Regions from separate parts of the Homo sapiens genome. Here region 2 is linked to region 1. A link is an interaction called in ENCODE POLR2A ChIA-PET data of the cell type or tissue named here. Cell type or tissue: K562. All regions are shown on one strand. Links, peaks and the distances in the headings refer to the core of each region. The heading gives the core; the rest is flanking DNA.

Region 1 (15,034 bases), core at 5,012-9,011:
GTGAAGGGTTCTCTCTTTCTGTGTAGTGGAAATAGCTAGATCATAGCCATGGGCTGAAGACAGCTGGTCTGGTTCTGACCTTGCCTCTGACCTTGGGCAGCTACAGGTCTCTCCCTGGGCTTAGGCACATAATTGCTGCTTTGTATGTATAAGGGGTTAGGATCTCCAAACTTCCAGGGATCCTGATTCTCTTTCTCGCCTCTCAGCTGGAGGATGAGGGAGCCCCAGATCTGCCAGCTCCCAGTGCTGGACGCATTGCTGAGTCACCTGACCTTCCTTCCTTCCTGCCTGCCTTCCTGCCTTCCTTTTGCCTGCAGGTCCTGAAGCCATCAAAGGCCAGAGAAGGAAGGGGATTATATGTTCAGTCTGGATAACTGCCCAGGCCTTGCCTTTCTGAGAAAAGCTTGGGGGGTGGGGGTGGAATGCTGAAGCACTCAGCCAGTTGCATCAGAAAACCTTGCGCAAGGCGCCCTCCTGGGTCCAGCACTGAGCCCTGTCCCATAGTCCCCACCCCTACCCTGTCCCCTGAGGTGCCAGAATGAGGACTGTTCAGCCTTGCGAGGGACACTGAGCAAGGCCAGGCTGTCAGGGAGTGATGGAGGAAGTTGAGGGATGAAGGAAGGCTTTGGGGCCAGTGCTGAGAGGGCTTAGGCCGCCTGGGTGAAGGAACTTGAGCTGGAAGTTGCTCCTCAGGACATTTAGATCCAACTCATCCACCTGGCTTCTCTCCCAAAGAAGAGGAGACAAGGCCAGTGCCCTGGACACTAACTGACCCAGATCCTTGACTGTGGTCCTAGGGTGAACCCTATTGCCTGACTTTGCACTTCAACTGCACTCTGGCCTGAAACCTTGAACATGGTCTGACCTGTGATCACTAAGCCCTGGGCCGTAGCCACAGCTAACGCCGACCCAGGTCCCAAACTGAACGGTGTCTTGGTCACTTTTTCCCCACATGATCCATAAACTGAATTTGAATTCTAGCTCCTGATTGAGTTATAACCCTGGAGATAGATTTAGCTCTAATCCATCATGTGTGACCCCAGGCCCCAGATAAACCCCAACTGTAGCCCCAGATACCCTAGCCATAGATTCTCTCTCTGGTCTCAACAGGGCAGTGCTCAGGCACAGGAATCAAGAGCTTGGCACCTGCTCCCCTCCCCTCTGGGCTGCTCCCCATACCCCCCCAGGTCGAGGAAGGCTGAGGGGCTGGACTGAACATGGGACAGCCCCCTGACCAGCCTGACTGTGACTCAGCAGGGTGGGAGCTGGAGGTAGAGTCAGGCAGGACCACTGGGGATAGGCCAGGCAGGTGCTGAGTCAGGGCAGGGAGAGAGGGACAGTCTCTGAGTGCAGAGCTGGTCTGGGATGTGGGATGGTACATGTGGTCCGACAGGCCCTTTAAGGTAAAGCAGCTCCAGTCCTGAAGCCAGGCCCTTTAAGGCAAATAACCCCGATCCTATCCATCTCCATCTACCCATTTATTGTCCATTTTTCCATCACTTATCCATATTATTCTCTCCCAGAGCATCCTGTTCTTTTCCACCAGAACACTTAACTATAATTGGAATTATGTATGTATTTGTTATTTGTTTAGTGTCTGCCTCACCCACTGAACTACAGGCTCCCTTAGGACAGGCACCTTGCCTGTGTGGCTCACCAGTGTCTCTAGCACCTCATACAGTGCCTGGCACACGGCAAGTGGTCAGTAAATAGTAGTTGAAGAGATTAAATCCCTCCACCCATCTATTCATTCCTTTTCCATCTATGAATTATTATTTTATAATGCATCCCCACCATCTAGCCATTCGAATTTCTCGCTGTTCTTTCATCTACCCTCCATCCGACAAGCATCCATCCATCCACCTACATAGCTTTCCCATATCAATCCATGCTATTTATAGAATCATCCGTTTCTTCAACAAATATTTACTGAGTACCTACTACTTGCCAGGCAACATTCCAAAGGCTAGGGATACTACAGTGAAAATAACAGACAAAAGTGGCGCTTACATTCCATTAGAAGGAAAAGTGCAGCCAGGCACAGCGGCTCACACCCGCAATCCCAGTACTTCGGGAGGCTGAGGCGGGAGGATCACTTGAGCCTAGGAGTTTTAGACTAGCTTAGGCAACATGGTGAAACCTCATCTCTACAAAAAAGTACAACAACTAGCCAGGCATGGTGGTGAGTGCCTGTAGTCCCAGCTACTCAGGAGGCAGAGGAGGGAGGATGGCCTGAGCCAGGTAGGCCAAGATTTCAGTGAGCTGAGATCATGCTGCTGCACTCCAGACTGGGCAACAGAGTGAGACCCTGTCTCAAAAAAAAAAAGAAAGAAACATGCAAGAAATAATTACCATAATAAGTACATTGTAGCACATGTTAGGGGGTGACGAATGCAAGGGAAAAAAAGAGTAAGTACAGAGATGAGGAGTGTTGGGTGGGCAGGCAGTGGCTGTATTGAGTGGAGTGTTCAGTGGATGCCCTGAGACTATCCGAAGGGCAAATTCTTCAGGAAGAGGAACAGCTCATGCAAAAGCTCCAAAAGGAAGCTGACTAGCTGACTGGTGTGCCATCGGAGAAGGTCAATGTGGCTGGAGTGCAGCCAGTGACAGGGAGGCGGTGGGAGATGAGGTCAGAGAGGTAAAGGGGGTTCAGATAATCTGGAGCTTTGGAGGCCTTTGAAAGGACGCTGAGGAGTCATGGGGAGGCAGGGGAGGGTTTAAGGAGAGGAGGGAAGTGATCTCACTTACCTTTTTTTTTTTTTTTTTTTTTTTGAGATGGAGTCTCGCTCCTGTCATGCAGGCTGGAGTGCAGTGGCGCGATCTTGGCTCACTGCAACCTCCACCTCCTGGGTTCCAGTGATTCTTCTTCCTTAGCCTCCTGAGTAGCTGGGACTACAGGCGTGCATCACCTTGCCCGGCTAATTTTTGTATTTTTAGTAGAGATGGGGTTTCATCATGTTGGCCAGGCTGGTCTCGAACTCCTGACCTCAGGTGATTCACCCGCCTCAGCCTCCCAAAGTGCTAAGATTACAGGGTGAGCCACCATGCCCAGCCATTTTTTTTCTTTTTTTTAAGTACAGACAGGGTTTTGCCACATTGCCCAGGTGGGTCTCAAACTCCTACACCCAAGTGATCCTCCTTCCTCGGCCTCCTCAAGCGCTAGGATTACAGGCATGAGCTACCATGCCCAGCCTTGACTTACTTTTAAAATAAAATCATTTAGGGATCTGTACTTGGAATAGACTGAATGAGGCAAGGACAGGAAGACAAGGGAGCAGGTGTTGCAATAATTCTCTTAAACTCCAGTGGCTCAGAGCAGGGCAGTGGCCATGCTAGAGGTGAGCTGTGACTGGATTCTGGGTATATTTTAAAGGTGGAGCCAACAGGATTGCTGATGGTCTAGATGTGGAGTTTGAGGGAAAAGGAGGTGTCAAGGTGCTTCCAAGGTTTCTTGGCCTGAACGGTGACAGGTATGGAACTGCCATCAAATGACATGGAGCGAGGTGTTTGGGGGAAGCCCAGGTTCAGCTTTGGTTCTGTGGAGTCTGTCATGTCTTTTGACATCCTCAAAGAGACATCAGGTAGGTATTTGAATGTATGGGCTGGAGTTCAGGGGAGAGGTCTGGGCTGAGGATACAGTGTTGGGAGTCATAGACGTGAGACTGGATGAGAGCTCCAGGGACCAAGTCCTCACTGCTCCAACAGGAATGGGAGAAGCAGGGAGCCTGAGAAGGAGGAAAACCAGCAGAGAGTGGAGGCCTGGCCACCAAGTGAAAAGAAGTACATCAAAGAGCAGGGAGTGGTCAGCTGTGTCAAACTGTTGATCAGTTAAGAAGATGAAGAATGGGCCGGGTGCGGTGGCTCACACCTGTAATCCCAGCACTTTTGGAGGCCAAGGTGGGCGGATCACGAGGTCAAGAGATTGAGACCATCCTGGCCAACATGGTGAAATGCCGTCTCAACTAAAAATACAAAAATTAGCTGGGTTTGGTGGCTTGTGCCTGTAGTCCCAACTACTCGGGAGGCTGAGGCAGGAGAATCGCTTGAACCCAGGAGGCAGAGGTTGCAGTGGGCCAAGATCGTGCCACTGTATTCCAGCCTGGGTGACAGAGCAAGACTCTGTCTCAAAAAAAAAAAAAAAAAAAGATGAAGAATGAGAACTGAACACATTGGATTTAGCAATGTGTTGAAATTGACAAGAGCAGTTTCAACTAGGGAAGTGACAGGTAGAAGCATGATTAAATGGACTTAAGAGACAAGAGGGCCAGGTGTGGTGGCTCACACCTGCAGTCCCAGCACTTTGGGAGGCTGAGGTGGATGGATCACTTGAGCCTGGGAGTTCAAAACCAGCCTGGGCAACATGGCAAAACCCAGTCTCTACAAAAAATACAAAAATTAGCCAGGCATGGTAGTGCACACCTGTAGTCCCAGCTACTCAGGAGGCTGAGGTGGGAAGATCGTTTGAGCCCAGGAGGTTGAGGCTGCAGTGAGCCATGATCACGCCACTGCACTCCAGCTTGGGTGAGAGAGCAGATCCTGTCTCAGAGGGAGAGAGAGAGAGAAGACTAATTAAAAACAGCGAGGATAGACAATTTTCTCAAAGCCCTTTTCTGCAAAGGGGAGAAAAAATAGGGTGGTAGCTGTGGGGAGGGCTTAGGATTGAGTGAAGGCGGTTGTCTTAAAGACCCACCCATGAATCTATTCGATCCCATGGGCCGTGTACCTGACCCTCCTTACCGCGCATCTGACCCACCGTCTGTTCCTCATCCGTAAGCTGAGTCTGTTCAGAACTCCTATAGGGTACCAACTCCCATGCCAGACCCTGGGGTGGGCATGGAGGGCAAGAAATGGATGAACCCAAACTCTGGCCTGGAGTAGGTAACTCAGTTTAAGTGAACTGAATGAATCACAGAGCAAGAAGACACTGTGCCTGCCCTCCTGCCCCTCCAGCAGGAGAGACAGAATGTCAGTGCTGGGGAGAACTGTCTAGTACAAGTCAGGGGTGGGAGTGTCTTGCCTGAGGTCACACTTAGGGTCAGTGATGGAACCAGGACTCACACATAGGCCTGCTCTCTTGGGAGACAGATTGTCTCTTCCAGGGAGAGTTCCATGGGGACAGAACTTAGCTGAGGGCAAGGAGTGTGTAGGAGGATGGCACTTTTGAGCAGACAGTTGTGGTTTTGTTTGTTTGTTTGTTTTGTTTTTTTGTTTGTTTTTGGAGACGGAGTTTTGCTTCTGTTGCCCAGGCTGGAGTGCAATGGTGCGATCTTGGCTCACTGCAACCTCCGTCTTCCGGGTTCAAGCGATTCTTCTGCCTCAGCCTGCTGAGTAGCTGGGATTACAAGCATGCGCCACCTCTCCCGGCTAATTATTTTGTATTTTTAGTAGAGCCGGGGTTTCTCCATGTTGGTCAGGCTGGTCTCTAACTCTCGACCTCAGGTGATCCACCAGCCTTGGCCTCCCAAAGTGCTGGGATTATAGGCGTGGGCCACCGCACCCGGGGAGCAGATTTTTAGATATTTTATTTTATTCAATATTAATTATTAATTGTATTATATTAATTATATTAATATTTTATTTAAATATTTTAGCTCAAAATTCAAAGGCACAGAAGAGTAATACTTGAGAAGTCTCCCTCCCACTCCTATCCCCAGCTCCTAGTTCATCTTCCTGGGGTCAAGCCATTTTCTCGTGTTTCCTTCAAGACATAAAATATGAGGATTTATTGTCACTTTTTTACACAGATGGGAGCACACTCCATGTCCTTCAGATTGCCTTTTTCCTTCCTATTTAACAATTTATCTTGGGGACTCTTCCGTGTCAGTCCAGAAAGACCTGCCTGGTCAGTTTTTACAGCTTGGTCCTATTCCATGGTTAGGAATGTACTGGTTTATTTAAACCATCCCTTGTCAATGAACAGTTAATTATTTCCAGTCTTTTGCTATAACAAAAAATGCTGCAGTGTTCATACATGGGGGTGTGGAGAGAAGTTCTGAGCTAATTTCCTAGAAGTAGAATTTTTCTTTCTTTCTTTCTTTCTTTTTTGAGACAGAGTTTCGCTCTTGTTGCCCAGGCTGGAGTGCAATGGTGCGATCTCAGCTCACTGCAACCTTGGCCTGGGAGGCAGGGATCACAGGCGTGAGCCACCGCGCCCTGCCCAGAAGCAGAATTTCTAAGTCAAAAGTTTGTGCATTTGCACTTTTAAGAGAGATCTCTGGCTCCTCCTCTATAGAGATTGTTATCAATCTACCTCCTGCCAGCAAAGCATGTGAGTACCTGCTTCCCAGAACTACAACACCAGGTGTTCTCAAAATTTTTGATTTTTACCGAACTGATTTAGAAAAATGTAATCCCAGCCTCCTTTGGGAGGCTGAGGTGGGTGGATCACCTGAGGTTAGGAGTTCGAGACCAGCTTGCCCAACATGGCGAAACCCCATCTCTACTAAAAATACAAAAAAATTAGCTGGGTGTGATGGCGAGCACCTGTAATCCCAGCTACTCGGGAGACTGAGGCAGGAGAATTGCTTGAACCTGGGAGGCGGAGGTTGCAGTGAGCTGAGATCGCTCCACTGCACTCCAGCCTGGGCGACAAGAACTAAACTCCATCTCAAAAAAAAAAAAAAAAAAAAAAGAAAGTATCTTCCTGCAGATTTCATAGGTATTTCTCTTATTCTTTCCACATTTTACAGCCACAAAGGCAGATGTGGAAGGGGAGCTCTCTCACAGTTGGCACCACCCAGGCTGCCCTGGTGGGCAATGAGTGTCCCATCTCTGAGGTGAACCAGGGGAGGTGAGAGGAAGCAAGGCATGTCGGCTGAGTAGGGGCTGTGGTGAGTGTGGAGGCCCTGTGCTTCTGAGAACCGTCTCCACTCCCTCTGCTTCTCTGTTCTCGGTGCTCCCTCACTTCCCCAGAGGGGATGTGCCCATGGGCTCTCACATCTCTATCATCTCCCCCCATCTCCGCACCCCCACAGGCCACCCGAGTTCCCCGTCACCTCCTTATTAAGCCATTTTTCTCTTCCTGCCATTTAATCTTTCTTTGGCCCAGAACTTCTGGAAGGCTGGGCAAAGGTGACATCTGGCCCTTCTACTTGGCCCCACAAGACACTAGAGAAAAATGTTAGTGTCTTAGACTATCATGGCTGGTCCGGCCCTTAGTTGTGTGTCAGCATGCAGAGTGTGTGTGTGCATGCATGTGCATGTGTGCCAGCGTGCACACATTGTTGTGTATGGCAGGGATGCATGTCTCTGAGGCAGCCTGGAGTGAAGGACAAAATGCCTGGGTTCTGAAACCAGAACAGACCTGCAAGGCTTGCTGAGTCATCCAGGACAGACCTGCCAGGTTTGCTGAATCATCCTCCAGCTATGGTCCCTTTCTCCTAGTCCTCGAACCTACCAAGTTCTTCCTGCCCCAGGGCCTTTGCCCTTGCTATGCCATCTGCCTGGAACTTTTCCTGTATCTTTCCAGGCTCTTCCTTCTTCTTCAGGTCTCAGATCAAATATTTGCTCCTCAGAGAGGCCCTCCCTGATCACTCATCAAGCATCATGCCCCACCTAATCCCTGCAGTTTGTCTCTAATCCATAACTCTTCCTTATTTTATTTGTAGCACTTGTCAAGGTTTGAAATTATCCCATTTATGTATTAAATTATCTTTTTTTTTTTTTTGAGGCTGAATCTCGCTCTGTCGCCCAGGCTGGAGTGCAGTGGCTCGATCTCTGCTCACTACAACCTCCACCTTCTAGGTTCAAGTCATTCTTGTGCCTCAGCCTCCCGAGTAGCTGGGATTACAGATGCCTACCTCCACACTTGGCTAATTTTTGTATTTTTTCAGTAGAGACAGGGGTTTCACCATGTTGACCAGGCTGGTCTCAAACTCCTGACCTCAAGTGATCTGCCTGCCTCGGCTTACCAAAGTGCTGGGATTACAGGCGTGAGCCACTGTGCCCCGCCAAACTGTCTTTTGTCTGTCTCTTCTTCCCCATCAGAATGTAAGAACCTTGAGGGCAGAGATGCTGCATCTGCAGGTCTAGCACAGAGCCCAGCACCTACCAGGTGTTCAGTGAATGTTTGTCAAATGAATGAAGGAATGTAAAGTGTTCAGCACAATGCCTGACACAATAAAAAATCAAAATTGCTGGCTCTTGTTGTTATATAAATGTTAGTGACTATTATTGCTATTTATGAGGACTACATGTCACTCAGCAATTCTTAGAGCAGGTAGTTATTTGAGTCCTGTGTAATGGAGTATCATAGGAGAAACGGGGATATAAGACTCAGTGGGTACTGTTGAGGAATAGACAATATAGCTGGGAAGGCAGGAACTCAGGAAAAATAATCATGATGTGTTGAGCTGATCATGCATTGAGTTATTCTAACAAGACTGGAAGTGAGTATAATTACCCTACTTTTAGATTAGAAACTGAGGCTCAGAGAGGGTGATACGCCTAAGGTCACCCAGTGTGTCTCGAAAGCACTTAGCTCAGTGTCTGTGGAAACTCAGTGGCCAATGTGTCATCTGCACGTCTGTCTGGACCGCCCTGGGGCATCTCCAGCCCTTGCGTGTACCTGGGCACACTCCATGCACATGGACACAGGGCGGTGGGCTTTGGGTGCCTGTGCTTCTCACAACTCTGAGGCTCCTGGTGGAGAGGTCCATGCTGAGGAGCACTAGGGGTCTGAGAGGTCTTTACCCCTGGGGTACAGGGTCTGGGCTGAGGATGCCTTTGTCCTGTGACTGGAAGAAGCAGCTTTTGCGTGGGCGTCAGGCATAACATGGGGCAGGCCCAGCTGGCACACAACAGGGGCAGGGGAGGCCTGGGAGGGTGAAGAATCAGGATGCACTGTGCTCTTGAGGACACCACACCTGCATTGGCCAACACCTGGCTGTGTCGGCGCACACATGTGTACACACGGACACACACAGGCACACAAGTATACACACACATCTCTCACAGTCTCTTGCTCCCCTAGGCATGCTGACAACCCCTGCTCACACTGGCTGAGTCACTCTGCATGTCAAGGGCCCTCCCAGTTCCCCAGCCTGACTGGTGTCATTCAAGCTTTTAGCGTTGCAATGACCGGGCTGTGTCCATCCTGCTCACCAGACATCCACAGAGACCCGTCCAGGGCCAGCACAGAGTGAGCACTCAGATTTGTGTAAAAAATAAATTCACAGCTCAGCACGGTGGCTCACACCTGTAATCTCAGCACTGCAGAGGCTGAGGCAGGCAGATCGCTTGAGCCCAGGAGTTTGAGACCAGCCTGGCCGACATAGCGAAACCCCATCTCTACAGAAAATACAAAAATTAGCGGGATGTGGCGGCATGCGCCTGTAGTCCCAGCTATGCTGGGGGCTGAGGTGGGAGAATCCCTTGAGCCTGAGAGGTAGAGGTTGCAGTGAGCTGAGACTGCACTCCAGCCTGGGCAACAGAGCAAGACCCTGTCTCAAAATAAATAAATAAATAAATAAATAAATTCACTCCCTCCCCCATTCCATTCTTCACTTATTTACTTACCCCTTCCTTCCTTCACTCACTCGCTCATTCATTCATTCATTGAGTCAATGGCTCACTTACTCCCTCATTCCTGGCCTCCAGGATGGAAGCAAAGCTGCAGCCCTGCCTCCCCACAAACTCCTCCCCTCACACAGCCTATATCTGCTGAGTGCCCATCAGATGCCAAGTCCTGACAGCTCTTCCCCTGCCACACCTGGTCCATGGACCCTGCCCAGGTGCACACCCTGGTGGACATCCTGTTTATCTCCCTTCTCCCTGCCCTGACCACGTGTCCCGGGCCGGATGCTTATGAAATCCTGTCAGTTCTTCCATCACAGGGGCCCTGCTGGCCTGATGCCCAGAGCTTGGTTTTGAGCCATGTGCTCTGGGACATGGCAAGGCTGGGATTGGAAGCTCACAGCCCTGGTGACACCAAGCCAAGCTGAGACTCAGAGCAAGGCCAGGGTTGCCGGTCCCATCCATGCACATCCATGGAGCACACCTGTGAATGGACTCAACATGAGAATGTGGGCCAGACAAGGCCATGCCATGTCCAAGGTCACAGGGAATGTCAATGAGGGAATCCAGCCATAGCACATCTCTTCACTCATGGATGCATCTGCACAGTGGTGGAGGGAGACACCGTTGCCTAATATTATAGGGCCAGGGTTTGAATCTCAGCCATTTGACTTTGGGCAAGCCACTTCACTTCTCTGAGCTTTATCTTTTTTACTTTTTTTTTTTTTTTTCTTTGAGACAGAGTTTCATTCTGTCACCCAGGCTGGAGTGCAATGGCGTGATCTTGGCTCACTGCAACCTCCACCTCCTGGGTTCAAGCGATTCTCCTGCCTCAGCCTCCTGAGTAGCTGGGATTACAGGTGCATGCCACCACACTCAGCTAATTTTTGTATTATTTTTAGTAGAGACAAGGTTTTACCATGTTGGCCAGGCTGGTCTCCTGAGCTCAGGTGATCCACCTGCCTTGGCCTCCCAAAGCGCTGAGATTACAGGCGTGAGCCACAGCTCCCGGCTGCTTTATCTTTCCTTACATACAGTAGGTGCTCAGTAAATGTAGCTGCTAAAAAATTCAGTAGCAGAGTGAGTGCAAATGCAGCGTGTCAGTGTCTGCAGACCTCCTCGTCATCATTTACATGCCCGCTGATGTGCATCCAGGCATGTAATGTGCTATTCAAGAACTTGGGTGGGTCCCTCCATTTACATTTCACTGCATGTGTCTGTGAGGTCTTCAGAGCTGATTTTTTTTTTTCTCAAAATGCACATCATTCCTGGTGTGGTGTTGTGGAGGATTTTCTGAGCGCTCGTCATAGACAGGAATTGGTGTGTATCTGAATAGACATGGGTGTGCTTGCCTGTGTCTGTGTGGACCTGTGTGAGGGGTTATGAGTATGACCTCCAACCTTATCAGGTTAGTTCATTGGTAGAATCTGTGTGGTCATTTCTGCATCCGGGGCATTCTGGACCTGGATTACTTGGGTTCAAATTTCAGCTCCACTAGCTATGCCATCTCGGACAGGACGCTTAAACACTCCATACTGTTTGCTTTTCTGTGAATTGGAGATAATGGTAACCACCTTATGGTGGTATGAGGACTGCAAGACCTAATGTATGTGATGGACTGAGTACAGAGCCTGGCATGGACAAGCGCTTGTCTCTCACTGCCCCCGTGACTGCCCCGTGATAGGATATTACTTTGTTATTCTATTACAGTACTTACCCAGGTATATTGCCATTTGCTGTCCACAGGACTGTCCTTTCCACTAGACTGTGAGTCCCTATAGGACAGGACCCTGTCTGAGCCATCCATCATTATAGATTATGTGTTGCCTGCTAGTTCTGAACCTCAGACTTCTCTCTTTCATAATAACAGCTGGCATTTAGGGAGCATGTCTACGTGCCAGGTGCTGTGTTAAGTGCATTAAGCTTCATACAATCTCAAGGGATTGGTATCCTTGTTGCTCCTATTTTGGAGATGAAAAAAACTCCTGACACTCAGAACGGTTAAGAAACTCAGGTTCACACAGTGGCTTGAACACTGGCAGACAGATTCACTCTCAGCCTGCACTAGATATAAGTTGTGGGAGGAGATTGTGGGGGCAGGAATGTTGCTGAACAGAAGGAATGCCTGCCTTTCGGACTGCTCCAGCAGGCTCTCTCTCACTCCACCCCCATTAATCCCTCCCCCATCTATATGAATATCACTGTTTTTGGCCGGGTGCGGTGGCACATGCCTGTAATCCCAGCACTTTGGGAGGCCAAGGTGGGAGGATCACCTGAGGTCAGGAGTTTGAGACTAGCCTGACCAACATGGAGAAGCCCTGTGTCTACTAAAAGTACAAAATTAGCCGGGGGGCGTGGTGACACATGCCTGTAATCCCAGCTACTCGGGAGGCTGAGGCAGGAGAATCGCTCGAACCTGGGAGGCGGAGATTGCGGTGAGCCAAGATCGCGCATTGCACTCCAGCCTGGGCAATAAGAGCGAAACTCTGTCTTAGAAAAAAAAAAATCACTGTTCTGTCTCTTACCCTGGGGCATCTCAGCCCCCTGCCCTAGCACAGTGCTCCCAGGGACCAGGCAGTGGCCCCAGATCAATCCTTCTTTGGTCCAGTTGTGGGTGAGTTAGAAGGGCTTCTCTGAGCTAACCTAGTCCCCTGGGCCAGTAGGGATGGGGAGGGCATGCCAGACTCAGCACGAGGGCGGGAGCCTCCAGGGTGGTGTGGGGGTTGGGTGCTCAGACTCTTGGATAGAAGAGGGGTGGAGCAGAAGGTAGACCCCACTGGTCAGCCTCCTCTCCTTCCCAGATCTTCCCACCTCAGAGAGGAGAGGGAATGGTCCTTTCTTAGGTCCTTTTTGGGGTGTGTTAAACCAGATCCCTGTTATTCCATCTTGACCACAGTAATTTTTTTTTTTTTTTTTTTGAGACGGAGTCTCGCTCTGTGGCCCAGGCGGGAGTGCAGTGGCGCAATCTCGGCTCACTGCAAGCTCCGCCTCCCGGGTTCACGCCATTCTCCTGCCTCAGCTACTCGAGCAGCTGGAATTACAGACACATGCCACCACGCCCAGCTAATTTTTGCATTTTTAGTAGAGACAGGGTTTCACCATGTTGGCCAGGCTGATCTCAAACTCCTGACCTCAAGTAATCTGCCCTTCTTGGCCTCCCAAAGTGCTGGGATTACAAGCGTGAGCCACTGTGCCCGGCCAGCAATCGTATTTTTTGCTATTTTGAAATAATTGTAGATTTATTGAAGAGTTACATGGACAGTACAGGGAGATCCTGTGTATCCTTCAGCCACGTCTCCTTAGTCTCCTCCAACCTGAGACCGTTTCTTGTCCTTTCCTTGTCTTTCGTGACCTGGACACATTTGAAGAGTGCTGGTCAGATCTTTTGTAGAATGGGTCTTCTCATGATTAGGCTGACGTTACGGATTTGGGGGAAGAATGCCACTCAGGCCAAGTGCCCTTCTCACCACATCATTTCAGAGGCTGTGATATCAACAAGACTTTTGACTGGTGGTGCCAGCCTTCATTTGGTTAAGGTGGTGTCTGCCAGATTTTTCCACTGTGAAGTCACTGTTTTTGCCTTTCCACATTCTACTTGTTAGAAGCAAGTTGCTGAGTCCAGCCCACACTCAAGAGGAGAAAAATTAAGCTCCATTTCCTAGATGGCAGAGCATCAAAGAACATGTATGCATATGTTAAAACCACCATACTAATTAATACATATTTGGGGATAGATACTTTGAGGCTATGCAAATATTTTGTTTCAAGCCTGGTGGGGTGGTATGTGCCTGTAGTAGCAGCTACTGGGGAGCATGAGGTGGGAGGATCCCATTGAGCCTAGGAGTTCCAGACCAGCCTGGACAATGTAGTAAGATCCCGTTTCTAAAAAAAAAACCTTGTTTCTCCTTAAAGTTTCACCCACTCATTTTATTGTTCATTGGTAGATGTTGCCTGCAGCAATTATTATTCCGGTGTTCTAATGATGATTTTTCAATTTCTCTCAATCCTTCTACATTTACTAATTGGAATTCTTCTGTAAGAAGACTTGTCCTGGCTGGGCACGGTGGCTCACACCTCTAATCCCAGCACTTTGGGAGGCCGAGGCCAGGAGTTGGGAGTTCAAGACCAGCCTGACCAACATGGAGAAACCCCGTCTCTACCTAAAATACAAAATTAGCCAGGTGTGGTGGCGCATGACTATAATCCCAGCCACTCGGGAGGCTGAAGCAGAATTGCTTGAACCCAGGAGGCGGAGGTTGCCGTGAGCCGAGATCACACCATTGCACTCCAGCCTGGGCAACAAGAGTGAAATTCCATCTCAAAAAAAAAAAAAAAAAGAAAAGAAAAGAAAAGAAAAGAAAAAAGACTTGTCCTTCCCCCCAATTTTTTTTTTAAGAGAGACAGGGTTTTGCTTTGTTACTCAGTATTCAGGCTAAAGTGCAGTGGTGTGATCCTCCTGCCTCAGCCTCCCAAATATTAATAGCTGAGACTACAGGCGTGTGCCACCATGCCCAGCTAATTTTTAATTTTTTGTAGAGATGGGGCCTTGCTATGTTGCCCTATGTTGCCCAGGTTGGTCTTGAACTCCTGGCCTCAAGTGATCCTCCTGCGTTGGCCTCCCAAAGTACTGGGATGACAGGCGTGAGCCACTGCACTCAGCCTTACCGTATTTTATTAATAGTCCCCTACCATGAGCATTTAGGTTGTTTCCAAATGCTTTAATTACAAATAATACTATAGTGTTCCAACATGTAGAGTTGAATCTATAGATCCACCTGCATAAGAGGGAGAAATCAAAGGGCATGTGTATTTTCTATTTTGATATTGTCAAACTGCCTGCACCATTTATACTCTGTGTTAGCTTCCTTTTATTTTTTTGAGATGGAGTTTCGCTCTGTCGCCCAAGCTGGAATGCAATGGCGCGATCTTGGCTCACTGCAACCTCCACCTCCCGAGTTCAAGTGATTGTCATGCCTCAGCCTCTCAAGTAGCTGGGATTACAGACACGTGCCACCATGCCTGGGTAATTTTTGTATTTTCAGTAGAGATAGGGTTTCACCATGTTGCCCAGGCTGGTCTCCAACTCCTGACCTCAGGTGATCTGCCCACGTTGGCCTCCCAAAGTGCTGGGATTACAGGTGTGAGCCACTCCACCTGGCCGGCATGGTTGCATTTTTTTGTTTTTTGTTTTTCCTGTTTTTGAGATGGGGTTTCGCTCTTGTTGCCCAGGCTGGAGTGCAATGGTGCGATCTCAGCTCACCACAATCTCCGCCTCCCAGGTTCAAGTGATTCTCCTGCCTCAGCCTCCCGAGTAGCTGGGATTACAGGCATGTGCCACCATGCCTGGGTGATTTTGTATTTTTAGTAGAGACGGGGTTTCTCCATGTTGGTCAGGCTGGTCTCGAACTCCCAACCTTAGGAGATCCACCTGCTTCGGCCTCCCAAAGTGCTGGGATTACTGGCTTGAGCCACTGCGCCTGGCCTGGTTGCAATTCTAATAGGCTGCTCAGGGAAGGCCTTG
Region 2 (15,034 bases), core at 6,753-10,752, 320 kb before region 1:
ACTTTTAAAAGATTCCTGACCGGGAGCACGGTAGCTCATGCCTGTAATCTTTTTGGAAAGCCGAGGCACGTGGATTGCTTGAGCCAGGAGTTCGAGACCAGCCTCATCAACATGGCGAAACCCCATCTCTACAAAAAATACAAAAATCAGCCAGGCATGGTGGCATGTGCCCGTGGTCCGAGCTACTCGGGAGGCTGAGGTGGGAGGATCATTTGAGGCTGAGGTGGGAGGATCATTTGAGCCCAGGAGGTCAAGACTGCGTGAGCCGTGATCGTGACACTGCACTCCAGCCTGGGCAACAGAATGAGACCCTGTCTCTTAAAAAAAACCGAAATCCTTCATTGACTGGACAAACATTTTTATGAGAATGTTATGTGCCCAGCCCAGGAGGTAGCAGCTGTAGTGGACCCCTTTTCTTGCCTTCAACACATAGAGGTGCTGGTTGAAGCAGGAGCTTATGGCCATTGGAAATGCAATTAATTAGCCAAGAATCATTACCAAAGCAGGCCTAATTTCTTGGCTCTTTTCTCTTAATAGTACTAATAATGGCATCTTACCTGTCAGGAGTCAGGAGAGGGTAGGAAGGAAGAGGACAGGGAAAATCTTTAACTGCTACAGTAACTATTTCTGCACACAACAGAACATGCCTGCTAACAGCTCCAGTTCAAAACATCATCTCCAGGACCCCTACTTTGCTGATTCCAGACTCTTGGGAAGGGCAATTGAACACAATGGCATATTGCTTCTTGGAAAGGAATCAAAAGTGGATCCTCTGGCAAATTTGGTCAAATGTATCCGAAGCCTTAAATTCTATGGGCAATTTCATTTCTATGACTTTATCTAAGAGAAATGATCATGAATGTGGACCCCAACAGCTTCAGGATATTCTTGGCAGCATTATTGATCATATGAAAGCTGAAAGCAACTTAAATGTTCATCACAGGGGATTCAGTAAATAAAGACTGTATATTCCATACAATGGAAAACTATGCAACCATTTACCAAAGATGTTGTAGACTATTTAAACATGGAAAAAATGTTCCTTCATGTTAGGTAAGTGGAAAAGTAGCTACAAAACAGGATGCACATATGATCTTTTTAAAATATATATATACATGTGCCAGGCGTGGTGGCTCACGCCTGTAATCCCAGAACTTTGGGAGGCCGAGGTGGGCAGATCATGAGGTCAGGAGATCGAGACCATCCTGGCTAACATGGTGAAACCCTGTCTCTACTAAAAAATACAAAAAAAATAGCCGGGCATGGTAGCGGGCGCCTGTAGTCCCAGCTACTCCGGAGGCTGAGGCAGGAGAATGGCGTGAACCCAGGAGGCGGAGCTTGCAGTGAGCCGAGATTGCGCCACTGCACTCCAGCCTGGGGGACAAAACGAGACTCCATCTCAAAAAATAAATAAATAAATAATATATATACATGTGCATCATAGAAACATGGGGATGGCTTTGGGTTGGAAAGGATTCCTGAAGCAAGAAACAGAAAGGACAAACCATAAAGGCATATATTAATAAATTAGTTACATTACAACCGATACCGTTCATCAAAGTTCACCATTTTTTAAAAGTGGAAAGACAAGTCACAAGCTAGAAGATGTCCGTAACAATTTAACTGACAAAGATTAGCACCCAAATATATAAAGAACCCCTACAATTCAATAAGACAAGGACAAACAATCAAAAAGAAAAATGGACTAAAGATTTGGACAGACATAGAGAAGCGAAAACATGAATAGCCAACAAACATTTGAAAAGATGCTCAACCTCTGAGTAATTAGAGAAATCCAAATTAAAAGCTCATTTCCTGTCTACTCAATTGGCAAAACTTAAAAAGCTAGACAAGTCCAAATGTGATCAATTATGTGGAACAAGGACTCCTTGACACTGGTGATAAGGGAGTCAGTTGTACAACCACTCTGGAGAACAATTGGGCATTATTTTGCACTTATTCCCAGCAATCCCTTCCTGGAGACATTCTAGAAAAACATATCAGGAGGTATGTACAACAATGTTTAGACTGGCAGGATTGAGCCCTTCCTCGGGCACCTAATAAATTCTTCTTTCTTCTTTACTGCCTTCTTTGCACTTCTGGGTGGTGTCACTCAACCCTGTCAGGTAGTCACTGGGCAAGCCAGATTCCATGGGCAGAAGTGGGCATCATCTTTGTGAAAGTAGTGACCCTCCCAGGGAGCCTGGGAGAGGCCAAGACTGCCCAGTGTGTTAGGAAAAGAGGTGGCAGGGTTGTGGGCATGTCTAGTTAATAAATGACAGTTCATCCAAATAACAGACTGCTCTGCTGCTGTACAAAAGAATGGGCAGCTCCACATGAGCCAATAGGAAACATCTCCAAGATGTACTGCCAAGAAAAAAGAAAAAAAGCAGGCAGAACAGCCACCATTGTGAAAAGGGGAGGAGTCAGGTGTATATATACATGTTCATTAGCATGTGCACAAAATACCTTTGAGTACAGGAAACGCCTCAGTGGGGAGAGGGTGCGTGGCTGGGGGTCAGAGGTGGGAGAGAGACTTGCTTTTCAGGGCATCTCCTTTTGTTCCTTTTTATTTGTACATTGCACATGATACTACGAAAAAATAAATACAATAATGTTAAAATGGAAACAAAATGCAGTCACATCACATAGAACGCATATGTAACTATTAGGAGACTTGGGCGTTGCTCATGACCCATTGACACAATGCTACTTGGTAGGCACTTCACTAAGTCTTTCAAGTTTGGAAAGTTTTAAAATATTTTTCCAGCCAGCTTTTTTAGATTTCAGACTTCTCCATGGATCCTTGACGAGCCCATGGCTTCTTGGCATTGTGCCTACTGGGCCAAATGCACAGAGCAGAACTTATCACCTATGCCCAGCAGCCCACTGGTTCTCCAAGGGCTACTCTTCAACACGCATTCCATTGACTTCCATCATCGACTGGGTCCCACCCCAGGGGTGCTTTTTAGTGCAAGTGAATCCATGGAGGAACTCGCATGACCCTCCCCTTCCTCAGGAACCAAAATTGCACAAGGTGACTTTCAGGCCTTCAGCCTCCCATCAGGCTAGGTGGTATATATGTGTCTCTCCACCTGTGATACTCTGCTGTCTCTCCTCCCTGCACCCCCTTGTTCACTGTGCTCCAGCCACACTGGCTTTCTTGTTTCTCAACCCCGGCAACTATGATAGGCAGATTCTAAGATGGCCTCCAGGATTTCAGCCCAGTCCTCCCCATCCTGTGTACATGTCCTGTAAAATACCCTGCGCTGTGAATATGGTGGCGTTTACTCTTGTGATCAGCTTATGTTATTTGGCATAAATGGCCTTAAGATACGGAAAATCTCTGGGTATGCTTGATACGGTTTGGATGTGTGTCTTCTGAAATCTCACGTTGAAATGTGATTCCCAGTGTCGGAGGTGGGCCTGGCGGGAGGTATTGGATCACCGGGGCGGATTCCTCATGAATGGTTTACCACCATCCCCTTGGTAATAAGTGAGTTCTCACCCGGTTAGTTCACAGATCTGCTTGTTCAAAAGAGTCTGGGGCCAGGCGCCATGTCTCATGCCTGAATTCCCAGCACTTTGGGAGGCCAAGGTGGGCAGATTGCCTGAGTTCAGGAGTTCGAGACCAGCCTGAGCAACATGGCAAAACTCCATCTCTAACAAAAATGCAAAAAAATTAGCTGGGCATGGTGGCGTGCACCTGTAGTCCCAGCTGCTCAGGAGGCTGAGGCATGGGAGTCACTTGAACCCGAGAGGTGGAGGTTGCAGTGAGCCGAGATCATGCCACTGCACTCCAGCCTGGGCAACAGAGCAAGACTCTGTCTCAAAAAACAAAAATAAAAAATAAAAGAATCTGGCACCCTCCCCTTCTCTCTCTTGCTCTGGCTCTCACCATGTGACACCACTTGCTCTCCCTTCACCTTCTACCATGATTAGAAGCTTCCCGAGGCCTCACCAGAAGCAGATGCTAGAGCTATGCTGGTACAGCCTGCAGAGCCATGAGCCAATTAAACCACTTTTCTTTATAAATCACCCAGCCTCAGGTATTTCTTTATAGCAATGCAAAAGTGAACTAACACAGTACCTGATCTAATCCTAAGAGCCCTTTTAAAGCAGTGAGTTTTTCCCGGTTGGTCACAGAAGAGGAAGTCAAAGACATGAAGCATAAGGAGGATTCAAAACACCATTGCTCACTTGAAGATGGAGGGGCCACACATCAAGGAATGCAGGTGGCTTCTAGCCAACAAAAAAATCGTCTGTTACGGTCAGTCCCACAACCGCAAGACGCTGAACATTGCGAACAACAAGAATGAACTTGGGGGCAACCCATTTTCGCCAGGACCCCTCTCTCTGCAACAGAGAGAGCTTTTCTCTTTCTTTTGCCTATTAAACTTCTGCTCTTAACCTCACTCTGGTGTGTCCGAGTCCTAGTTTTCTGTGGCCATGAGACAACGAACCTTGGGTATTACCTCAGTTGAACAACACCACTTCATTGTGGGGGCCTGCCTGGGATCCGACGTAGATTCATTGAAAGAGTGAGTATAGGCACAGACCCCAGCTCTTTCATTTTAAGGACTCTGTCCTCCATTTTCTCAGGGAACAGGCTTGCCGGGGAGAACTTAGCCAATCCTTCAGTGCCCTCAGGGTGCTGGGAATGTTGGCTTTGTTTCCAACTGGTCTCCTTTCATGGAGAGCTTAGCCATCATGTGGGGCTGGAAGAAGTTCAGAGGCAACTGAGAGTTCCTGGCCAGGGCAACACCCTGGCATTACCTGAAGACTTCTGGACTAACCCCAGCTTCCAACAGCCCGATGGGTGACAGCAACAGGATCTCCAAGATTTTTCTATCGAAAAATTTCCTCCTTTCCTCTCTGCAACTGCACAAAAAAAAAAAGAAAAAGAAAAAAAAGAAAAGAAAAGAATGAAATTGGAAGTGGATTTTTTCCCCAGAGCCTTCACATAAGAACTAAGCCCAACCTACACCTTGGTTTCTACCTTGTAATATCCTGAGCAAAGAACTCAGTTGCTCTGTGCCAGACGATGACTTACAGAACTGTGAGCTAAATGGCTGTTGTTTGAAGCCACTAAGTTGGTGATGATTTGTTACATAGCAATAGACACTAATACACAGGCCAAGCTGGTCCCACTCTGGGCCTTTTCTCAGATGGGTCCCTCGGCCTTTGAGACTCTCCCCAAGTATCCATGGAGCTACTCCCTCCCTCCCACTAGGTCTCTGCTCAAAGGTCCTCCCCTAGAGAGGCCTGCCTGGACCATACCATCTAGAATAGCACCACCCCCTCATTTTCTGTTCCTCTGCCCACTTGATTTTTCTATATATCACTTATCATTACTTGACATCATATGGTTTCAGTTTCATGTAAATAACTTTATTGTAAAATAATGTTAAACCTACAGAAGAGTTGCAAACATTGTACAAAGAATTCTCATATATTGTTTACCCAGAATCCCCAAATATTGACATTTAAACATATTTGCTTTATCATTCTCTCTTAGAGATTTATATATAGAGAGATTTTCTTTGAATTGTTTGAGAGTAAATTGTCAATTTGATTCCCTGTTATCCTGGAATACTTTAGTGTACATTTCCTAAAAGCAAGTATATTCTCCTACATAACCACAATAAAATCATCAAAATCAGGAAATTGACATTGATATATTACTACCATCCAATCTTCAGAGCCCAGTCAAATATTGTCCATTGTCTCAATAATAATGTCCTTTATAATAAACAAAAAGATCCATCCAGAATTACTCATTGTATTTCATTGTCTTATCTCTTTAGTCTCCTCTAATCTGTGACGGTCCCTCAGTTTTTCTTTGCCTTTCATTACCTTGATACTTACCCAGGTTACAGGCCAGTTGTTTTGTAGAAGGTTCCTCAAATTGGGTTTATGTGACGGCTCCTCGTGATTAGATTTCAGTTTTGCATCTCTGGCAGGAACATCACAGAAGTGATTTTTCACTCTTCCCTGTGCATCCCATCAGGAGCCTCATGTCAGTTTGTCCAGTAACAGTGATGCAGCCTTTGATCACTCGACTAAGATAGTCTCTGCCATGTTTCTTCGCTATAAAGTCACTCTCCTTCCTTTTGCAGGTATTGTATCTTGTGGAAAGACTCTTTAAGACTATGTAAATATCCTACTCCTCAACAAATTTTCACACAATGGCTTTAGTTTTAGCATCTAGTAATGCTTCTTGTTTGAATCAATTATTACCATACTAGTTGCATCCTTCCTTCCACACCTATTATTGGGCATTCTAGTGTAAGAAAGAGCTTTCTCTTTCTGCACATGTGTGTATGTATGTATGTGTGTATGTAATACGTGTATGTGTCTGTATATCAGGACTATTTATATTTCATGGCTTATAATCTGTTACTGTCATTATTTTGATACTCAAGTTGTCCCAGATTTGGCCATTGGGAGTCCCTTTAAGTTGGCACCTTGGTCTTTTGACATGTCCTCAGCATTACTTGAGCACTTGCCTATCATATGGCACAGCTAGATGTTTCATGTACCATGGTACCAGGCACAGGGCACTTTTCCTGCTCCAGCCCTCAAATCTACTATTTTCCCAAGCCCCAGTTCCTTTCAGTGGAGAATAGTATTTAAAACCCAAGATCTAGGTGTTAGGTGTATTCGTGGCTACATGGTGTATTGATTATTGCTGTCTTTTTGGACAGAACTGGGAAATGCACATATGCATCACACACACACACACACACACACACACACACACACACACACACACACTTGCATGCATGCTTATGTAACTATATATATCAAAAGCTATGAGTTTACACTGATTCCTCTAACTCCAATCTAACACCACAGGGTTCTTTCTAGCCTTTCCTGTTTTCATACTTGTAATTCCCTTCTCTGATGCTGAGCAACCTGGCTCTCATTATCCTTGATATATGAACCTGTTTGTTCAATCCCCAGGCACACTGAGCCACCACCTCACTCAGCTGCCTTTGTTGCTTAGTCCCAAATCTCAACAGCTACCTCCAACAAATGCTGAGGAAGGAAAGGAGGAAAGAGGAAGCTGAATATTTATTTTCTCTTTTTTGAACTAGTAATACATTCACTTCATACAAAAATAAAAGTTATAGAAAAGTATACAGTGAAACTCTCCCCTTCCTGTCTCTCATTCCAACCCTACTCCTCTCCTTGGGTAACAACTATTATTAGTTTCATATATACACAAGCTAATAGAAATACATTTTTCAAATTGTCTCCTCTTTTACAGAAACTATCCTTCACATTCCTTTTCTTATTTGTCAAAACATCTTAGGGAGCTTTCTATATCAGTACATAAGAAATGGTCTCACCAGTGACGAGTTTAAGACCAGCCTGGTCAACATAGTGAGATCCCATCTCTAAAAAAAGTAAATAAAAATAAACAGAAATAGAAATGGTCTCACCCTTTTTAATGGCTATATAATATTCCATACTTCAGTCAGCCCATGTGTAACAGGCATTTAGATCATTACTAAGATTTTGCTATGCCAAACAAAATTGCAATAAATAACCATGAATGCATTCATTCCACATGTATGCAAACATGTCTATAGAATAAGTTTTCAGAAGTGGGATTGCTGGTATGACCTTTTATGCTTATGTGTTTCACGATTAATGGTCTGTCTCCCCTCTTAGAATGTCATCTCCAAGAGGAAAGGGACTCTGTTCTAGTCACTGCTGCTTTCCCAGGAACCATTAGAACATGGTAGGCACTCAATAAACATTTATCCACTGAATGAGTGAATGACTAATGCACTCTGATTCTGGACTTCACCATGTCAAGCATTTCGTAGCCCCTGTGCATCAGGCGCTACGAACCATTCTCCAAACACCCCCGGGAAGTAGGAATTGTTTGACAGCCCCATTTGACAGATGAGAGTCCTGAGGCTCAGAGAAGGACCACAACTAGGCTGATGTCACACAGCTAGCCAAAGCCACACCACAGTTTCCACCAGGTGAGTCAGGCCCTGGAGTCTGCTGCCACGAACCACTGTGCCTGTGCCACATACACAGGTCAGTCTCCCAGCCCCGCATGGATCCCTCCTCTCACCCACCAGCTTTCCTGGTCCCATCTACTGCCCCCTGCCCTGGCCTCATCCCCAGCTGAAGACACTTACACTTGCCCCTACCCTGAGCCAACACAGGACAGGACGAAGGAGAGGAGCTGTCATTTCCATACAGCTGTCCCTGGGAGCCAGGCCCTGCCCAAGCCCCCCCATTTTCCCTGAAAAGGCTGAATTGTCTTGGCCGTTTGGGGGGCACCTCTCAGCACAGGCCGGGCTGCCTGGGCAGGGTTTGGCTAGGCTATTATCCTACATTATCTCACTCCCCTGCTCCTGAAAAGAACCAGTGACTGCTCACCGCCCTCAGCCCTCCCCTGCCTGCTCCATCTTTTACACTTAATTACCTCACTCACTACCCCGCAGCCTGCAGAGGCCGGACCACAACTGGGGCGTGAGTAATCCCCGCATCGCACACCCAGCCAGCCGGCCAGCAAGCAGCAAATTGCTCACACGGCCCATAAATAAAGGAACAGGGCGTGCTTGGGCCTTCGGAGCAGAAGGCCCCTTGTGGTGGCTGCCGTGAGGGGCAGGTATCGGCCCCAGCTTCCCAGTTGGCCTTTGCCAGCCCTGGTGAGATGTCTCCACCTCCTCCACCCCAGAGGTGACCTTGAACTTCCCCAGGCCACTGAAGTCACAGCTCAATGCCACTGAGACAGATGGGGCAGCAAGCGCCAGCACCCCTTCCCCCCCACGACCAGGGTACCGCCAAGCATGACTTCCAGGGGCCTGCCTGACCCCCCCAGCCATCTCCCCGCTTCTCTCCTCCCCTCCCCATCCCCGCCATGGAATACTTTGTAAGCCCTGTGTCCTCTTTCTTTCCTAGCTTCGTTACTCATGCTGTTTCTGCTCCCTGAACACTTTTTCTCAGCACTCAGGGGTCTGGTTACTTCCTACTCATCTGAGAGGCCACTTCCTCTGGGAAGCCTTCCCTGATCCCTCTGGGCTGGGTTGGGGGCCTCAGGTACTTCCCCCATCAAAGCATCAAGCCTTTCCATTGTCACTGTCTGCTTTTCTCTTTTGAGGGAAGGACTGAGCCTTACGCATCTGCCTTTTGCCTATAGCACCCAGCCCAGGTCCTGGCACGTCACCAGGCTATTGACTAGGCGCTAAACAAATGTGAGTAAGTAAATGAGTACTTAGCAAATAACTTATCATTTCCAAGTCACAGTGCATGTAAATTATATTTCAAGATATGCGGAACGTCTGTAATGTCATTTTAAAAAATCTGTGATTTCTATTGGTGACAAAGTCACAGGTCCTGCTAATACCACTGTGGTCTGTTGCCTGCATTCATAATTGAAGGAATGATAAGTTTCAGATAGAGGTTAATGAAATTAAAGATGTAATACTTTCCCTATCCAAGTTAATGACAGACCAACTAAATTCTTTCCATGGACCCCAGGTTAGGACTTGTGATAGGGAATGACATTACTTCACTTTACACAGCTTGGCAGACATCGTTAATCAATTGCAGCAGTCTTTCTCAGTGAGCCCAAACTCAGTTACAGCATCTATCTCAGCACCATGTTCCAGGCTACGGACCAGTCAAGATTGGGCTCTTGAGCTGTAATCGACTTGGCATTCCTGGGAAGTGAGAGAGGGGCAATACTATTATAAGCGTGAAATTAAGGGAGAAGGGCAGTAAAGTGAGGTTTTGCAACAATATGTGGGTAGAGGACCATGAAAACAAAACGCTTGCTAGTAGCTTGATATATGCCACCCAGGGAAACAAAACAAGCTTATTAAATGTCTGGTCATGTAATTAGAAGTCCGGTATCTACGGTAAGGGAGGTGACAGTTTCATTCTGCTCAGCTCCATTCACCTATTTCTGGAGTTTTGTGCTCAGTTCTGGATCCTGTATATTCAGAAGAACACTGACAGACTGGAAAATGGTTCGGGGAAGCAACCAGGATGGGGAGATGTGTGGAAACTGTATCCTGTGCCACTGATTTGTTGACACCATGGACATGCATTGAGCCTTTCCTCTGAGCCGCTCTGTGCTAGGATCTGGGGACACAAAAATGAACAACCCAGGCCCCTGCCCTCAAAGTGAGGACAGTGGAAAGAACTTGGTATGTGCATATCCCCAAGGGGCCATCTGGGCCAGAAGGATGGAGTCTGTGCACAGAGAGCTGAACATGAGAAAAATAGTACCAGTGGAGTTTCCAGACAATGGCGTGAGCTGCTAAATCATCCAGGACCCATGGCTGCAGACGTGCCTGAAGGATCTCCAGGAGGGTCAGAAGGCTTACAGGCTTCATATCCAGAAAAGAAAAAAGCCCTCAAATCAGACCAAAGCCCTGGCCTGAGGGAGACTTCACTGCTGACACCACGGGTCCCCAAGACAGAGCTCGTGCTGCTGACACCAACGCTGGATGCTGACACCAGGACTTTAGTCCTTGCTACCTCTGGACACTCAATGTAGCAACCACCACACCCTCAACAGAATGGCACGAGGCTAATCTGGGTCACTTGACTGCCCCCTGGCCAAGACGGGGCTGGGAAGGCCAGCAATGATACCATGAGTGGGAGGTGAGGTCTCAGAAGCAAGGAGTTGGAGGGTGCTGGACGGCCAAAAGGAAGGTCACCTGCCCACTCCAGCCACCAAGGACTAGGTGAATCTGGTCAGCCCAGCTCTGAGCCCAGCATTTTACATGGACCATCTCTGTTAATCAACTCAGCTCTCAGAATTGTAAGCTATGCTTTTCAATCCCCATTTTACAGATGAGAAAAGTGAAGCTCAGAGAATCTAGGTCATGTGCCCCGTTCTTTTAACTGCTCCAGGAAGGTAAGTTCGCGGGGGCAGGGGAGTCATTTATCCACACTGAAGTTGATCTAGCCAACTGGGCTCTAGGCACCACCAGTCCTGGGATCTCCTGGATTCCACCCTGAATCTGCCACAGCAATGCTAAAGCAGATTTCCTGAGGCTTCACCCAGCACTTGCTGCATTCTGGACTCTACACAAAAGTCACCTCCTCAGAGAGGTCTTCCTTGACTACCCTATCTAAAATGGCTCTCGCTCCACCTCTCTTTTTTTTTTTTTTTTTGAGATGGAGTCTATCTCTGTCGCCCAGGCTGGAGTGCAGTGGCGCGATCTCGGCTCACTGCAAGCTCCGCCTCCCGGGTTCACGCCATTCTCCTGCCTCAGCCTCCCGAGTAGCTGAGATTACAGGCGCCTGCTACCACGCCCGGCTGATTTTTTGTATTTTTAGTAGAGACGGGGTTTCACCGTGTTAGCCAGGATGGTCTCAATCTCCTGACCTCGTGATCCGCCCGCCTCGGCCTCCCAAAGTGCTGGGATTACAGGCGTGAGCCACCGCGCCCGGCCTCCACCTCTCTCTGTCTTTGCCCATTTCCCTGCCTGGTGCTTTCTATGACAGGACATTGGCATATCTACCTACTCTTGGCTCAGCAGGATGTAAGCCACATGAGAGCAGGTCTCTGTCTTGTTCATTGCTGTGTCCCCAGCTCTTAGCACAGTGTCTGGCACATGGCAGGTCACAATAAGTATCTGCAGATTTATAGCTGTGAGCCCCTGGGCAATTTTTTTCTTTCTTTTTCTTTGTTGTTGTTGTTTGTTTGTTGTTTGTTTGTTTCTTGAGACAGAGTCTTACTCTGTCACCCAGGATGGAATGCAGTGGCCCGATCTTGGCTCCCTCTTACCTCTGCCTCCCGGTTCAAATGATTCTCATGCCTCAGCCTCAGTAGCTGGGATTACAGGTGCATGCCAGCATGCCTGGCTATTATTATTATTATTATTATTATTATTATTATTATTATTATTATTATTTGTATTTGTATTTGTAGCAGAGATGGGGTTTCGCCATGTTGGCCAGGCTGGCCTTGAACTCCTGGCCTCAAATGATCCACCCACCTCAGCCTCCCAAAGTGTTGGGACTATAGGCGTGAGCCATCGCGCCCAGCTGCTTGGGCAATTTCTTCACCTCGATGTTACCCACTGTCCCCCTTTTTATAAAAGGGGATAATCATGTCATATGCCTCCAAAAGTAGTTGTGAGGGTTCTGTAAGTTCATGTAGTATCACAGCCAAGCAGGCCTTTTCATGAGCACCTGTTGTGTACCAGGCCTATAATGGGGCACCTGTATGGGGTCCCCGCCCTTGAAGAGTTCACCATCTGGATAGGGTTCCAGAAGAATTTCATTGCAGGATCTTGACAGAGCCACAGGAGTCAGAGAGAGGAGAGGCTCCTTGGGGCTGAAAGGCCCAAGAGGTCACTGTAAGAGGATAGCCTCAGAATTAACAATGGCCAATATTATTGAGCACTGGCTGTGTGCAAACACCTCACTCATCTTCCATCTGCCCTTCAAGATAAGCCATTAGTATCAACATCCTCATGTAACAGTTGAAGAAACTGAGATAAAAAGAGGATGGGAAACTTCCCCAGGCTGGGTAACTTGTTGGTAAGCAGCCGAAGTGAACCCAGATCATCCACGCTTTCAACTCTTGTGCTCCCCCTCCCCCTCTGCAGCTAGGTGAGATGGGAGGCTAGGAAGATGAGCACTAGGGGCATGTGGACATTCTGACTCCTTAGCAACCTGTCCACTGGCAAAGTCTGCGGTCAAGCACAGGTCAATATTGACAGCCCCCTGCCTCCATGCACCTGGGCCACCTCCTGGCTTTCTCTAGAAGCTGATGAGTCCCAGCTGGTATATGAGCAGAGGCAGGGAGCAGGAGGCAGAGCCGGGGCTGCTGAGAGGGGTTGATTCCTCTGTGCCAGGAGTCCTGGGAGCCTGGAAATGCCAACTCTGCAGCTCCATTGCCACCTCAGCATCTCCCAGGCATGGTTCTGAGCTCGGCTGGTGGGGAAGAGAGGGAGGCAAGAGAGGCCACCTTGGAGTGAGGAAGCCCATCCTGACTTGGCAGGGAGCCTGAATGTTCCAGGGAAAGCATTTCCCTGTCCCATGCCTCAGGTTCCACAACTGTCAAATGGGGGTGGGGAGGAGACAATGCTGTTATCTCAAAGGCCCTTCAAGTAGAGCTCCCACTTACCAAGGGCTGACTATACATGAAGCCCCCTACAGCCCTACTTAGCAGGTGCTCCCACTGGCCTCTGTTTACAGAGATGAAATAGAGCTGCAAAGAGGCAAAGTAACTTGCCCAGGGCCAACCAGCTTGAAGAGGCAGAGCCAGGATTAAAATTTGGCTCAGCCAGGTACAGTGGCTCACATCTATAATCCCAGCACTTTAGGAGGCCGAGGCGTGAGGATCACTTGAGGCCAAGAGTTTGAGACCAGTCTGGGAAGTATAGCAAAATCCCATCTCTACAAAGAGTTTAAAAATTAGCCAGGGCATGGTGGCATGCACCTGTAGTCCCAGCTGCTCAGGAGGCTGAGGGAGGAGGATCACTTGACCCCAGGAGTTCAAGGCTGCCATAAGCCATGATCACAACACTGCACTACAGCCTGGATGAGAGCAAGACCCTACCTCTACAAAATAAAAATAAAAAATAAAACTTGGCTCAGGGTGACCCAGGCCCAAACGCTGAGTTATCCCACTTGCTTGAATGGTGGGCTCTTGTCTAGGGGCTTTTGGCCAGCCCACCGCTAAACCATGCCAGAGGCCCACCCCAAATACCCTGACCCCGCAGGCAGCCTGGTGATCAGACTCCTGATAGCCAATTCCTTCTTCCAGAGGTTTCAGAGACCTGCTTAAGATGGGACCTTGTCAGGGACAGGAGTTAGAATGTTTAGGGATGTCTCCAACTTTGAAAGAAAGACTTTTTTTCTTTTCTTTCTTTCTTTTTTTTTTTTTTTTAAGACAGAGTCTCACTCCATCACCTAGGCTGGAGTGCAGTGGCGCAGTCTTGGCTCACTGCAACCTCCTCCTCCCAGGTTCAAGCGATTCTCATGCCTCAGCCTCCTGAGTAGCTGGGATCACAGGCACGCCCCATCATGCCCAGCTGATTTTTGTATTTTTAGTAGAGACAGGGTTTCACCATGTTGGCCAGTCTGGTCTCGAACTCCTGAACTCAGGTGATCCACCCGCCTCGGCCCCCCAGAGTGTTGGGATTACAGGCGTGAGCCACCGGACCTGGCCTGAAAGAAAGACATTTTAATGGAGGAATACCAATGTCTGTAACAGTCAAGATAGAAATCTAATTATCACCCAAAACAGAGGGATATCTTGACGGTTGACACGTCAACCTGGCTCTGGTCAAAGGGGACCAAGGTGACTGCGGGTCGCAAGAAGGTTTTTCACTCATTAGTTTATTCATTCAATTGATGTATTTACTGAGCACTTACTATTTACCCGGCTCTGGGTAGACGATGGAGGTGCGGCAATGAATGGAGCAGATCCGGAATCCCACTCAAGGAGCTGTCAGCCCTGGCAGGGGGAAGGGGAGGGACATTCTTTGGAGGGCCCTCACCTACCCACCCTAGCATTGGTATCTTTTGCCCTCTTAGAGGGAAGGACTCATGGTTTAAGATCAGGACTTTGTAGCCAGGCAGCCTGGTTTAAATACTGACACCACTGATTCCTAGCTGGGTCTCCTTGGGCAAGTCACCTTGCATCTGTGAGCCTTGGTTTCCTCATCTGTAAAATGGGGATAGCCATGGGCCACACTCACAGGTTGTTATGATGGTTAAGTGAGGCAATCTATGTAAAGGGCTGGACTTGGCTCCTAGCACATAATAAGTGCTCAATAAATGTCAACTAGCTCCTTTCCACTACATATCACCCCTATCCTGGGCTAGATCCTGGGGTCAGGCAAGGGAGCGATGGGAGGAGGGGTTACCTAGGCAAGGAAGGGGGTGGAAGAGTGCTCTGGGCAGTGGGAACAATATATGCAAAGGCTTTGAGGTGGAAGTCTTTGAGGGAGCAAGGTAGAAGCTTCAGGGGGAGCTGGGACCCTGCTATGCCCCCAGCCACCACAGTAGGCCCCTTCCTGTTAAGGCTGTGAGG

Evidence for each region. Peaks named below come from ENCODE experiments on the same cell type or tissue, not always from the same donor. Only the 100,000 strongest peaks of a DNase experiment are listed, where the experiment ranks them.
Region 2: POLR2A ChIA-PET joins it to region 1 with 6 read pairs; 1 of 35 experiments calls an interaction of 5 or more read pairs at or near these places.

The regions. Positions count from the first base shown.
Region 1 is chr20:357,396-372,429 of GRCh38, reverse strand. No RefSeq gene overlaps it. Among named protein-coding and RNA genes, the nearest start is that of TRIB3, 16 kb to the left of the region's middle. RefSeq lists enhancers at 6,848-7,447, 8,911-9,205. In K562, for the core only: no CTCF peak of the experiment used is centred there; a DNase peak (open chromatin) is centred at 7,339.
Region 2 is chr20:682,563-697,596 of GRCh38, reverse strand. No RefSeq gene overlaps it. Among named protein-coding and RNA genes, the nearest start is that of SCRT2, 14 kb to the right of the region's middle. RefSeq lists enhancers at 7,898-8,476, 8,477-9,057 and a silencer at 12,298-12,592. In K562, for the core only: a CTCF peak has its summit at 8,611; a DNase peak (open chromatin) is centred at 8,555.